Regions from separate parts of the Homo sapiens genome. Here region 1 is linked to region 2. Evidence: chromatin contacts called from ENCODE Hi-C or POLR2A ChIA-PET data. All regions are on one chromosome and are shown on one strand. The core of a region is the stretch at or near the end of the contact, and the rest is flanking DNA. Distances in the headings are between cores, read along the strand shown. Region 1 overlaps HPCAL1 (hippocalcin like 1). Region 2 has its middle 25 kb from the start of HPCAL1.

Evidence for each region. A loop is a pair of places that touch in the nucleus more often than their neighbours do. ChIA-PET counts read pairs that join two places held with the same protein, here RNA polymerase II (POLR2A). Pooled maps may share reads with other maps.
Region 1: a loop to region 2 is called in a pooled map, with 4 times the contacts of the local background. The contact joins two enhancer-like sites. A Hi-C loop is called at or near these places in 10 of 168 maps with a recorded cell type or tissue (CD14-positive monocyte, CD4-positive, alpha-beta memory T cell, CD8-positive, alpha-beta T cell and 7 more) and 10 of 50 pooled maps. POLR2A ChIA-PET finds 5 or more read pairs at or near these places in 8 of 52 experiments (CD4-positive, alpha-beta memory T cell, GM12878, HepG2 and 5 more).

The regions. Positions count from the first base shown.
Region 1 is chr2:10,323,436-10,329,456 of GRCh38, reverse strand. All of the region lies in intron 1 of HPCAL1 (hippocalcin like 1), which reads right to left. Among named protein-coding and RNA genes, the nearest start is that of HPCAL1, 24 kb to the right of the region's middle. Within about 2 kb of position 2,562, at least 8 of the 41 ENCODE cell types and tissues checked have a DNase peak (open chromatin) inside an H3K27ac peak, as active enhancers do.
Region 2 is chr2:10,274,769-10,281,122 of GRCh38, reverse strand. It overlaps the pseudogene RN7SL66P. Among named protein-coding and RNA genes, the nearest start is that of HPCAL1, 25 kb to the left of the region's middle. Within about 2 kb of position 2,547, at least 14 of the 41 ENCODE cell types and tissues checked have a DNase peak (open chromatin) inside an H3K27ac peak, as active enhancers do.

The sequences.
Region 1 (6,021 bases), core at 1,313-3,812, 48 kb before region 2:
AGTGTTTCATCTCTGCGTCTTCTTCCAGAGTCACACCTCCCTCGGGCTCACTGCAGCTGGGACAGGTTCCTTACTTTTATGGACTTACATGAATACAGTGACTACACCCTGGTAATCCAGGATACTGTCCCCACCTCAAGGTCCTCAATCTTCATCACATAGCAAAGCCCTTTACCGTATAAGGCAACATATCCGCAGGTCCCAGGGATTCGGATGTGAGCATCTGAGGGGTGGGAGTTATCCCGCCTATCACAAGACTGTTCAGGAAAGATTCAATGAAGCTTGGAGCAATGAGTCTCTAAATTCTAGGTGCATAAGAACCCCTAGAGACCAACAGTGGCGGCTCACATCTGTAATCCTAGCACTTTGGGAGGCCGAGGCAGGAGGACACTTGAACCCAGGAGTTGGAGACTAGCCTGGGCAACACGGCAAGATCCCATCTCAAAAAAATTAAGTAATTAAAATTAAAAATTTAATTTAATTTAGGAAGAACCCCTCGGACAGCTTACAGGCATTTAAAGGCTCACCACTAGTGATCTTGATGAAGGAAGGGAGTGGGGGTGGGGTGTCAGCAGGAACCTGTATTCTAATTAGCTTCCCCAGCAACCCCCCACATGTCGAACAAAAGGGGCAGAGAAAGTTCAGATGGGGAAGTATTAGTCAGGGTTCTTCAGAGAAACAGAGCCAATAAATATATAGAAATAAACAGACAGAAATGTATTATGAGGAATTGGTTCATGTTATTATGGAGGCTGAAGAGTCGCAAGACCTACTGTCTGCAAGCTGGAGACTCAGGAGAGCCGGTGGAGTCACTCCAGCTCAAGCCCAGAGGCCTGAGAACCGGGAGCTCCATGTCCAAGAGCAGCAGAAGGTGGGTGTCCCAGCTCAAGCAGAGAGAGCACATTCACTCTTTCTCTACATTTTTGTTCTAGCTGGGTTCTCAATGATTGGATGATATCCACCCACACTGGTGAGGGCAGATCCTTACTCAGTGTGCCAGTCTCTTCCAGAAACTCCCTCCCAGACACAACTTGAAATTATGCTTTACCAGCTACCTGGGCATCCCTTGGCTCAGTCAGGCTGACGCATGATATTAACCATCACATAGGTCAGCAAACATTACTGAACACCTGCTCTGTGCTGGCACCACTCCAGGTTGGGGTTCAGATGCATCTGAGCGCCAATGTAAATCCTGCCACCCAGGAGCTGTTAACCCTCAGACAAGTCACTTAACCTCTCTGGGCCTCAGTGTCCTCCTCTGTAAAATGAGATCCTGGCCATCACCTTCCTATTGCAGAGAGTTCCTGGGGATACAAAGGAGACCACACACAGAACCAAGTGCCACAGGCATGTGCCACTGTCCCCCTTGGCTGTCTTTCCGCATCACATAGGGCCAGGCCATTCCCACAGCTGAGCTACATGAACAGCTACACCATGAACAGCTTGTGGACAGAAATGACCTCAACTTAAGTCTTTTACACTTACTAAATCTAATGCGCCTTTATACATGAAGCTTCTGATATATCAGTCAGGAAATGAAAGTTATGGATCCGGGGCTAACCATAAATCACCCACTTATGAATGTATATGCAGTAAGTCATTAATGTTACCACTGTCTGCAGAAAGTGCTACACAGAGAATTCAGTCCCCTACAGTTTGGCTCTAAATAACTCCACTCTCTGCTGGAATAAGCCAAGGCTCTTGGCCAAAATTAAGTCCTGGCTGAAGGTAAGAGTACTTATACCCACAGATGACTATGGAAAATTGGTTCCCAACCTAGTCTTAAAATAAATACCAAATCAGAAAAAAAAAGCCATTGATCCCCATGTTAACAAAATAAAGGAACTAACACAAATGCAGTTAGTTGAATATATACTACGCTCTATAAAGTATGATATAATATACTTTAGGATATAATAGCTCATATAATCCTGACAATAGCCTTACCAGGTCAGTATGATTTGCATGTCAGGAAACTGAGGCTCCAAGAAGTTAACTGACTTGCCTGGGGCTCACAGGGCCAGGAAGCAAAGAACCAGAGTCTAATCCCCCACCTGACGCTAGCCACTCGGCAGGGGGCTCAAAAGAAGTCACTGGTATGATCCTTCCTGCAGGCCATCCATAACAGCTACCTAGAGAGTTACTTTACACATTCTGGATGACAGAACTACTACCTACAAAATGCATGTTTTGAAATTCTGTTTAACACGATCTGGAGCAATGCAAACAAGGCAAAGTTCTCCCACTCTTAGCTGTGGCTGCAAATCCCAGGAGTTGGGGGAAGGTGAAGCTGGATTCCCAGTAGCATCAGAGACCTCCCCACAGGCTCACTTCCTTAGGAGATGCTGCAGTGAAGAGGCACTTGTACTCCCCGCTAAAATGTAGGACCCACAGAAGAAAGTCAGGGTCACTTCAACATGCTCTGGCCACCTGGGAGAAGGAGTTCACTCTGGTTGGGTGACGAAGGGCTTCCGAGGAGCCGACACCCAGAGCTGAGCCAAAGGGACAACCGAGACAAAGAGCCGGGGCATGTGGGGCACAGCAGGGGCCCAGCTCAGCCAAATCTAGGGAGAGTGGAGGACAAGCGGCTGCCATGGCCAGCTGCCAAACGGGAGCCTCGGCATCTGTCAGCGAGCACCAGCCAACTTTCAAATGCACAGGGAGGGAGAAGGGGGCACTCTCAGATTCTGCCCAAAGGGACCAGTCACACCCACACCCTGTGCTCATGAACGCTGCTGAGGAGGAGCTTGAGGACCAGGGGCGCTGGACAGAAATCCCTCCTCATGCAAGGGGCTCAGCAGGTCTCCAGCCAGCTGAACACCTCCTCTCCTTTGATTCCCACCTTAACCCAGTCTGCTGGCTGGTGCAGGGCAGCCTCACCTACCTTCACAGCTGAGAACAAGGGGCTCATGGCACGGAAGCGGAAGGCAGGCAGGCCAGCACGCACCCCAGGCGGCCAATTCCCCCCACAAGTCTCCAGCCAACACTGCCTGCCCCCACCTCACCTCCAAGGAGCAGCCAGCCAAGGTTCTGAAGCAGGCCCAGCCACAGGGCTCCTGCCATCTGCTTTAGAACCTGTGATGCCAGCCTCCTTCAAACACACTGAAGCCACCTCCCGCCTTCTGTCACCTCACTGGGGCTGACTGGGCAATATCTGCCTGTAGCCCCTTGGCCAGGGACCCCTTGAGGCAGGGAGATCTCCCATCTGCCCTTATTTTGAGAAGAAACCCTAAGAGAACATGGCTAAGTTAACGAACGTTTACCACCCACCCCTCTTCCTTCTGGGTTGATTCTGTCTGGGATGCCTTTGTTCACCAAGCACCTAACAGGCATGAGTACCCTGAGATGGTGTCGAACCCAGAGAGGATGACGGACAGGCCTGACGAACACCATCCTTGAATCTCATGGCCCTCTGCAGCCTCGTGGGCCTCACTTCCAAGCAAACACTCCATGACTGTTCAGTGGCTTAAATGTTAACCCAACAGCCTATTTCCTGCATAGAGTTTTTAAATCCCCAACTGCTTCCTCATTTCCCAACAACTTTCCCCCAACACAGTGGAAAAAGGCCAGCGGCTCCCATGCAGCAAGGAAATGGCCATGGTGCCCAACAGAGGTGCTAATTGGCCGCAGCTGGGCCTGGGACCAGCAGGACCGAGGTGCAAAGACACCTGCAGCAGGTGCTCCCGGGCTTCTCCCAGCCAGGAAGGCAGATGTTTAAGATGAAGCACCTGCAGCTGTGGCTTGTGACGTCTTAAAGCCATGACTGCATTAGCAGTTCCCTCTGCAGGGATGCCCTGAAATAAATATCAAGGCAGCTCTGGCCCGGTGTGGGGAAGCAGGGAAACCGCCCTCCAGGGCCTGCTTAGCAGGATGCTGGCGAGGAAGGTTGCTGGAAACCTGCTCTGAGCAGGCCTCTGCAGAAGCAGGCAGTGGGGACAAGCAGAGAGGCACAGGGAGAACAGTGCCACCCTGGCCTGGCACTGGGGACCCCCACCAACGCTGGCACTGCCGCCTTGGAGCCCTGAGACTAGGGACAAATCACCCTCTGAGTCCCGGTGTTCTCGTCTGTAAAATAATGATAGCCTCAGAGGCTGGGGCTGAAAAATAAGTAAACTTAAATGGGGATGTGGGAGAGCACACCTGTGAACTGAAAACCCTGCAAAAATGTAATTACGATGTCGGGAGGATCGCCTGAGCCCAGGGGGCCAAGGCTGCAGTGAGCTATGACGGCACCAGTGTGCTCCGACGGCACCAGTGTGCTCCAGCCTGGGCCACAGAGCGAGACCCTCTCTCTAAAATCAAAAACCAACTAAAACAGCAACCCGGCTGGGCACAGTGGCTCACGCCTGTAATCCCAACAGTTTGGGAGGCCAAGGTGGGTGGATCACTTGAGGTCAGGAGTTCAACACCAGCCTGGCCAACATGGAGAAACCCTGTCTCTACTAAAAATACAAAAAAAAAAAAAAAATTGCTGGGCGTGGTGGTGCAGGCCTGCAATCCCAGCTACTCGGGAGGCTGAGGCAGGAGAATCACTTGAACCTGGGAGGTGGAGATTGCAGTGAGCCAAGATCATGCCACTGCACTCCAGCCTGGGTGACAGAGCGAGACTCTGTCTCAAAAAAAAAAAAAAAAAAAAAAAACACAAAAACCAGCAAACCCAATATTGCAAACAAAATGTAAAAACCAATAACAACCCCACCCCCAACACAAAGCAAAGCAAACACCCCCTCCCCCAGCAGGTATTCACTAGCCACTAGCCAAGAGGACCCAAGAACTCCCAGTTTCACCAAAGGTCTGCTAGAACCGGTAAGGCAGGACCAGGGGTGGTTTCCTATCATTTGCATTTCCCCAAAACATAGGCTGAAAACCAGCCGGCAAATCAGGAATCCCCAAAATTTTTTAGCAGAGCAGCAACTTTTGAGAAGTGCTGAATGGCCACAATATACTCACAGCTGTGCAATGGCTATCCCCAAAGCGAGGAAACTGAGGCAAAAGGGGAAGGGACTGTCTCCCATGGTCACAAAACTGGTAGTTCTGGCTGAACCCCAGTTTTTGCTCACCAGGTCTCCTGGCCCCAGACCTGACTCCAGAGAACTCCGTCCCCTTCCCTGAGAAATGACATCACTGTTAGCCTGACCTAAGGAAGAATTCCCAAATAACAGACCACTTACACAATAGAGCTGTTGTCATGGTAACCACAGCCTTAACAACTTTGGCATTTCCACAACCTCTGATTGATCCGGTTCTCAAAACTGACATGACAATGAAACAGTATTTGCATTTAATTTATTTTAATTGGCTTTTACATAAGGAAATGTCTGGGTTTCACCCTTAATAACAACAGGATGAGTGAGTTCTTAATAGTGGGACCCTGGAAAACAGCAAGATGAAAGCCAATCATTTTAAATTTTCATTAACTGGAAAAATTCTTAACTGACTTTCTTGAAGTACATTTTACTTAATTCTCCTTCCTTTTCTGAAATGACAAGAGCTTTTGCATGGTGAAGTACATCCTTTAGACTACGTTCTTGTGCCACATTTAGTAATGGGAAGACTAGAAAAATCAGATGTTCCAGATGTTTCCATGAAGTAGCCAGTGGAAGTGTATATGGAAGTTCCGACAAGACGCAGATTTTTGTTGTTGTTGTTATTGTTTTTTAAATGTCTCCCCAGTGCCTGGAAGAATCCCTGGCATACAGTAGGCACTCCATAAATATTTGTGGAATGAATGGATGTGGGCTAATTCTCATTACCTGAGGTCATGCGTATAAAGCAGTAGGACAGTGCTGGTCATTTGAGCTTTTATTATTTTCATTAGAGTGAGGCGCAACTGGTGCTTACCTAAGGTAGTACACCACTGGGCTGTGAGAGATGGGGCCAGCTCCAGGGTAAAGGGTACAGGTTGGGGAGCCTCATCTGGGGCTGACACCTGTAACTGCCTCAGTCACCCATTGTCTTCAGCAATCCCACCTAACGTGCGCCCACTGCCAGGGCCAGGTGCAGGCCTGGGGCCAGATCCAG
Region 2 (6,354 bases), core at 1,298-3,797:
TCTCAGCTCTTTCTAGAAAGAAAGAGAAAGAAAGAAAGAAAAGAAAAGAAAAGAAAAGAAAAGAAAAGAAAAGAAAAGAAAATGAAACGACTGGGTGTGGTGGCTCACGCCTGTAATCCCAGCACTTTGGGAGGCCACAGCAGGCAGATCACTTGAGGTCAGGAGTTTGAGACCAGCCGGGCCAACATAGTGAAACTTCTATTCCACTAAAAATACAAAAAAAAAAAATTAGCTGGGCTTGGTAGCGCATGCCTGTAGTCCTAGCTACTCAGGAGGCTGAGGCAGGAGAATCCTTGAACCTGGGAGGCAGAGGTTGCAGTGAGCCGCGATCATGCCACTGCAGTCCAGCCTGGGCAACAGAGTGAGACTTCATCTCAAATTTTTTTTTTTTTTTTGAGACAAAGTACTACTCTGTCATCCAGGCTGGAGTGCAATAGCATGATCTCAGCTCACTGCAACCTCTGCCTCCTGGGTTCAAGCAATTCTCCTGCCTCAGCCTCCCAAGTAGCTGGGATTACAGGTGCCTGCCACTACGCCTGGCTAATTTTTGTATTTTTGGTAGAGACGGGGTTTCACCATGTTGGCCAGGCTGGTCTCGAACTCCTGACCTCAGATGATACACCTGCTTCAGCCTTCCAAAGTGCTGGGATTACAGGCATGAGCCATTGCACCCGGCCAATCTCAAAATTTTAAAAAGAAAAGAAAAGAAAAAAGAAAAAGGAAAGAAAGAGCCACACCTTTCTGAATGAGGTGGGGAACCCCTGGTGGGCTAGAGGCCACCACTGTTCTTTAGGGGGCATAAGCTGAATCAGAACAAGTGCGGGAGGGCACAGATGAGCGAGGCCAGTCTTGTGTGAGTTCAGGTAGGAGGCAAGGCTGTCCTGAATTAGGGCCCAGCTGTGGGAGTGGGAAGGGCAGGCCAGTCATCACTGGACTAGCATAGCAGAGCTTACCGAGGCATGGTGCTCCGTACTGAGGAAGAGAGGAGAGGAAGGCATGCAGAGCTTTCCGAGGCAGGAGTCAGGAAAATGCGAGGCTTCCGAGTGGTCCAAGAGGTCAGTAGCCTGCCCCGTGTGCGAAGAGGCCAGGAGGAGTTAAAATAGCAGCTAACACCTGTAAGTACTTTATGTAGGTTACCTCATTTAATCCCTAGAGAGACGTCCTTTACTATCGCCATCTTATAGAGGGAAACTGAGGCACAAAGCGGTTTGTTAACTTGGCTGAGGCCCCACATATATTAAGTGGCAGGCACAAGAATAGACCCAGGGGGTCGGAATCAGGGGTCTTTGCTCTGAGCCACGGCACTCTGCAGGTAAAGGCGTCCTCAAACGCCAGGCTAGGGTTTGGGAGTTTAACTTACAAAGGGTGGAGCTGGGGGTTCTGAGCTGAGGGAAGCAGATGCCCGTGGAAGTCCTGGGTAGGCTGGGCCAGTGAGGGGAGGGATGGGCGCAGGAGACCACCTGGGGTCCCATACAGGGCTTGGGAGTCACACACCCAACTCACGACTGCTTTCCCATGGCAGCCTCTTCACAGCCCTGAGCCGAGCAGAGCTGCGAGGACGTTGTTTTATGTCTTGCTCACGCCCAATTCCTGCCCCAATCCTAAACAACTCAGGTGCCATGTGGATGACCCATTTGGTGCCCTGGCTTCTTGGGTCTTCCACCTCCTCTTCTCCACCACATCATCTCCCTCCATCTCAGCCATCAGCTCCACTCACAGTCAGGGACAGCCTGGACATTGCCTCGGAATGCACCATCTCCCAAATCCGAATTCCAGTCACCCACCTCCTGAGCTGGCCCCTCTTCCAAGCTGCCCGCCCAGTGGCTCCTCCGAGGCTGTTCCTTGGCCTTACTGGGAGTCCACTCCCCAACTTCCCAGCCTGCTGGAAGCCCACATCTACCTGGTCAACTGCGCTCTTGAGTTCTATCTTGAACTAACCTGCAACCCCCACATGCTTCTCCATTTGATTCCCCATCTTGTTTAAGGAGGGCTTTGTATCTTCTCCACTCTCTGAAATTCTCTGACCTGTTCTGCACACTTCACACTCTTGGTAGAGCTCCCGGCTGTCTTCATGATGTAGAAGCCATCAGACAGAGAGCCTTTGACCTCTGTGGCCACATCTACAGACTCGAGCCCCTCCTCCCTCATCCCTCCCGCAGGAGAGGAGCCATGGAAGCCGTTTCTGTCCTTCTCCCAAAGCCTGGTCTCCTCGCCTGGGCTTTGGACAGCTGCCTCTCCCCCTACCCCTGCCTTCTCAGGAACCTGAAACCAAAAACCATCTTCCTTTCTCTGTGACTTTGGCATTTCTCATTAATATTTAAGCGGAATGTGGCAGAAGCTGCCAGTCACCCACCAATTCCCTTCTCCTCTTCCTCCTCGGCCACAGAAGCCCAAGCAGCGGGGTGGGGCCATGTGTCTGGGATCTGGCCAGTGAGACACAGGCGGAAGTGGCCAGGACAGTGAGCAGAAAGGAAGAGGCAGCGTGGGTGTCTGATGACAGAGGCGCTGCCATTCCCACCACAAACTGCTGGCCTCTAAACTTCTCTCCTAACGAAATAGTGTCACAGCCAACCCCAATCATAACCGACCACGTGCTCCACCACCCACATCTGAAAACACAGAACAGTCAGCTCTTCCCAGGATTCCACGCTCCTTTTCATTGATGGGCCTATCCTTTCCTTTTTAGGACAGTTTGTCATGGGAAAAGCCTCAGGGTTTGTTTGCTCCTGGTGCACTCTGGTGTGGCCTCCATCATATGATCAGAGCTGCTTCCCCCAAAGCCCCCGATGGCCTCGTGTCCCTGAGTCCAGCGGGCACTCCTCCGCCCTCCTCTGACCCCAGTCCATCGAGCACTCCTCCTCCCTCCCCCAACCCCAGTCCAGGGGGCACTCCTCCTCCCTCCTCCGGCCCCAGTCCAGCGGGCACTCCTCCTCCCTCCTCCGACCCCAGTCCAGGGGGCACTCCTCCTCCCTCCTCTGACCCCAGTCCAGGGGGCACTCCTCCACCCTCCTCTGGCCCCAGTCCAGGGGGCACTCCTCCACCCTCCTCTTACTTGAGTCCAGTGGGCACTCCTCCGCCCTGCTCTGACTCGGCTGCTTGCCCTGGCCTGAAGCTCTCCTCCTGCGGCTTCTACGGTACTGGACAGAGCCTTGTCCTCCCCATGTCTCAGGGTTTCTTGCTCAGCCCCCTCTGCCGGCTTCCCCTCCACCTGTTCCTCAGATGCAGAGTTCCTCAGGGCTGAGACCAGAGTCCGCTCTTCCCACCCCATACCCTCGCCCGATGCTGCCGCTGCCCGGAATGCAGCAACACTGCCGGGCAGGCCTGCCACAGGACGAAGTTCCTCCCTCGCTCCAGAGATTAGGGTTCAGCAGGGGAGCATTCCTTCCCACGCAGGTCTGCCAGGTGCCATCCACTGGCCATGGCTCACTTCAGTGACCTCTAGCAGGCGAGCCACCTCCTCCCTCTGCCTCTGCCTGGACCCCACTTCTGCCTGCCAGCGTAGCATCTCCACCTACTTGTCCTCAGGTGTCCCAGGCTGAACGTGTCCCAAATTCATCAATTCTCTTCCTTCCCGGGCCCATTGCTCCCGGCGTTCCCCGTCTTGGGAACTGGCGTCACTGGCCCCCTGAGGCCTTGAACCTGCAGCTGGGAGTCACCTGTGGCCTGCTTCTCCCCCGTCCTCCATCTGGTCCACCACCAAGTCCCCACGGCCCAGCCTCCTAAACATCCCTCGAAGGAACATGCTCTCCTCATCTGTGCCTCCACAGCCACTGCAGCGGCCTTCCCTCGGCCTGCGTGGAGCTTCTCTGTGGGTCCCCTGTGTGTCAAATTCAGCCCTTAGATCACGAGTGGATCCCAGTACTTCCCTGCTCCAAGCCTCCAAAGCCCCCCAAGGCTCCGAGGAATGGAATGCCCTGCCTCATCCCGGCTCCCTGCCTCATCCCCGCTCCCTGCCTCATCCCCTCCCACCACTCTCTAAGAAAGCAGAGCCCACGTCACCCCTCCAGTCCTGCAGGGCCCCCACTCAGGTTCGGGTGTCCACACACATCACCTGCTCTGCCCGAAATGCTCTGGCCCCACTCTCCTCCTGCCCAGCTTCAGCCCCTTCTCAGGACCTGACTTTAACGACTCTCTGTCAGGCAGGTGGCCCGAGACTCACTCCTAGGCGCCAATAGCACCCCTGGTATTGTGGTCAACTGACCAGGTGTGAGCTGATCTGACCACCCACCGCCCCCTCGGCTGGCGTGAGCTTCCGGAGTAGGGACAGTGCCCTGCATACAGCAGGTGTTAAGTGCTTGCTGAATGCCTGAAAGCCCCTCTGTCCTGACAGGAGGGCTTGGGGCCAGGCATGAAAGCAGAAGGGGAGGCACAGGGTGGCGGGGGCCTGAGCGACTCTGTCCCTGTTTGGAAGGGAAGAAAGCAGGGGCAGGCAGAGGGAAGGCGAACCCGGGCCTGGCCCAGGGGTGGGTGGAGGGCAGCACCAGTCTTGGCAGAGGGCACTGGAGCGGCGAGGGTCAGGGACGTAAGAAGTGTTCATCCCTCAGGTGACAGGATGCAGGAAAGAGGTCTGGGCGAGGGGTGAAGGGGTGGCAGCCATGGGGAGGTGAGGGAGCTGTGGGAGGAGAAGAGCCACTGGGGCGGACGGGAGGGAAGAAGAAAAGCCGAGACGGAGCCTGGGACTGTGATGCTGACACCGTCACCTGCCCGCCAGCTTGGGGCTGCAGAGCTGCCGGGTCAGCCCTCTTCAGTTCATGAAAACGGAAAGGAAGAAGCATGCAGTTCTTTTCAAACAGACACTGAGCCAAAGTTGGCGGGGGCAGCAGCAGGGTACTTCTTGGCAGGGAGCACTTACTTCTGGTCCAGGCTACCAAGGGTACAGGTTTGCCCTGTTAAGCCACTTTGGGATCCGAAGCTAGAAGAGGTCAAAGTGTCCGAGGCATTCAAACCAGAGTGACTCCATCTTGAATAGCGGCTGGGTAAAATAAGGCTGAGACCTACTGCCAGTGGGCTGCATTCCAAGGAGGTCAGGAGGTCAGGCATTCTTTTTTATTTTTTTTATTTTTTTATTTTTTTTGAGATGGAGGTCTGCTCTGTTGCCAGGCTGGAGTGCAGTGGCGTGATCTCGGCTCACTGCAACCTCCACCTCCCGGTTAAAGCGATTCTCCTGCCTCAGGCTCCCGAGTAGCTGGGACTACAGGCAAGTGCCACCACACCCAGCTAATTTTTGTATTTTTAGTGAAACAGGGTTTCACCATGTTGGCCAGGATGGTCTCGATCTCTTGACCTCATGATCCGCCCGCCTCAGCCTCCCAAAGTGCTGGGATTACAGGCATCATGCCCGGTGGAGGTCAAGCACTCTTATTCACAGGATGAGATAGGAAGCCGGCACAAGATACAGGTCATAAAGACCTTGCTGATAAAATAGCACGTGGTAAAGAAACCGGCCAAAACCCACCAAAACCAAGATGGCGAGGAAAGTGACCTCTGGTCGTCGTCCTCACTGCTCATTATACAATAATGATAATGCATTAGCATGCTAAGAGACACTCCCATCAGCACCATGACAGTTTACAAATGCCATGGCAACGTCAGGAAGTTATCCTATATGGTTTCAAGTGGTGAGGAACCTTCAGTTCTGGGAATTGCCTATCCCTTTCTTGGAACATTCATGAATAATCCACCCCTTGGTTAGCATATCATCAGGAAATGGCCATAAAAGTGGACCCCTCGGGGCCGCTCTGCCTGTGGAGTAGCCAATTCTGTTATTCCTTTGGTCTCTTAATAAACTTGCTTTCACTTTATGCTGTCTTTTGAGAGATCCAAGAACCCTCTATTGGGGTCTGGATCTGGACCCCTTTCCGGTAACAAAAGGGTTCATCATGGGCCCCTTCTGTGCAAAGCTGCCTAATTAATTGGACATTTAAAGTGTCATTCGAATGTCTGAAACTTTGATTGACACACAACCTTCAGGTCACTGCATGAAGGGATGTCCACAGGTATTCAGAGAAACCCTCAGAAATGTTCTTCCCAAACTTTTAGGACTGGCGTTGGTTTTGTTTAGCAAAAATTTGGTTACAATGAGAAATTTTTTTTTTCAAGACAGAGTCTCGCTGTCTCCCAGGCTGGAGTGCAGTGGCACGATCTCGGCTGGGTTCACTGCAAGCTCCGCCTCCCGGGTTCACACCATTCTGCCTCAGCCTCCCGAGTAGCTGGGACTACAGGCACCCACCACCAAGCCTAGCTAATTTTTAGTAGAGACGGGGTTTCACCGTGTTAGCCAGGATGGTCTCAATCTCCTGACCTCATTATCTGCCCACCTCGGCCTCCCAAAGTGCTGAGATTACAGGCGTGAGC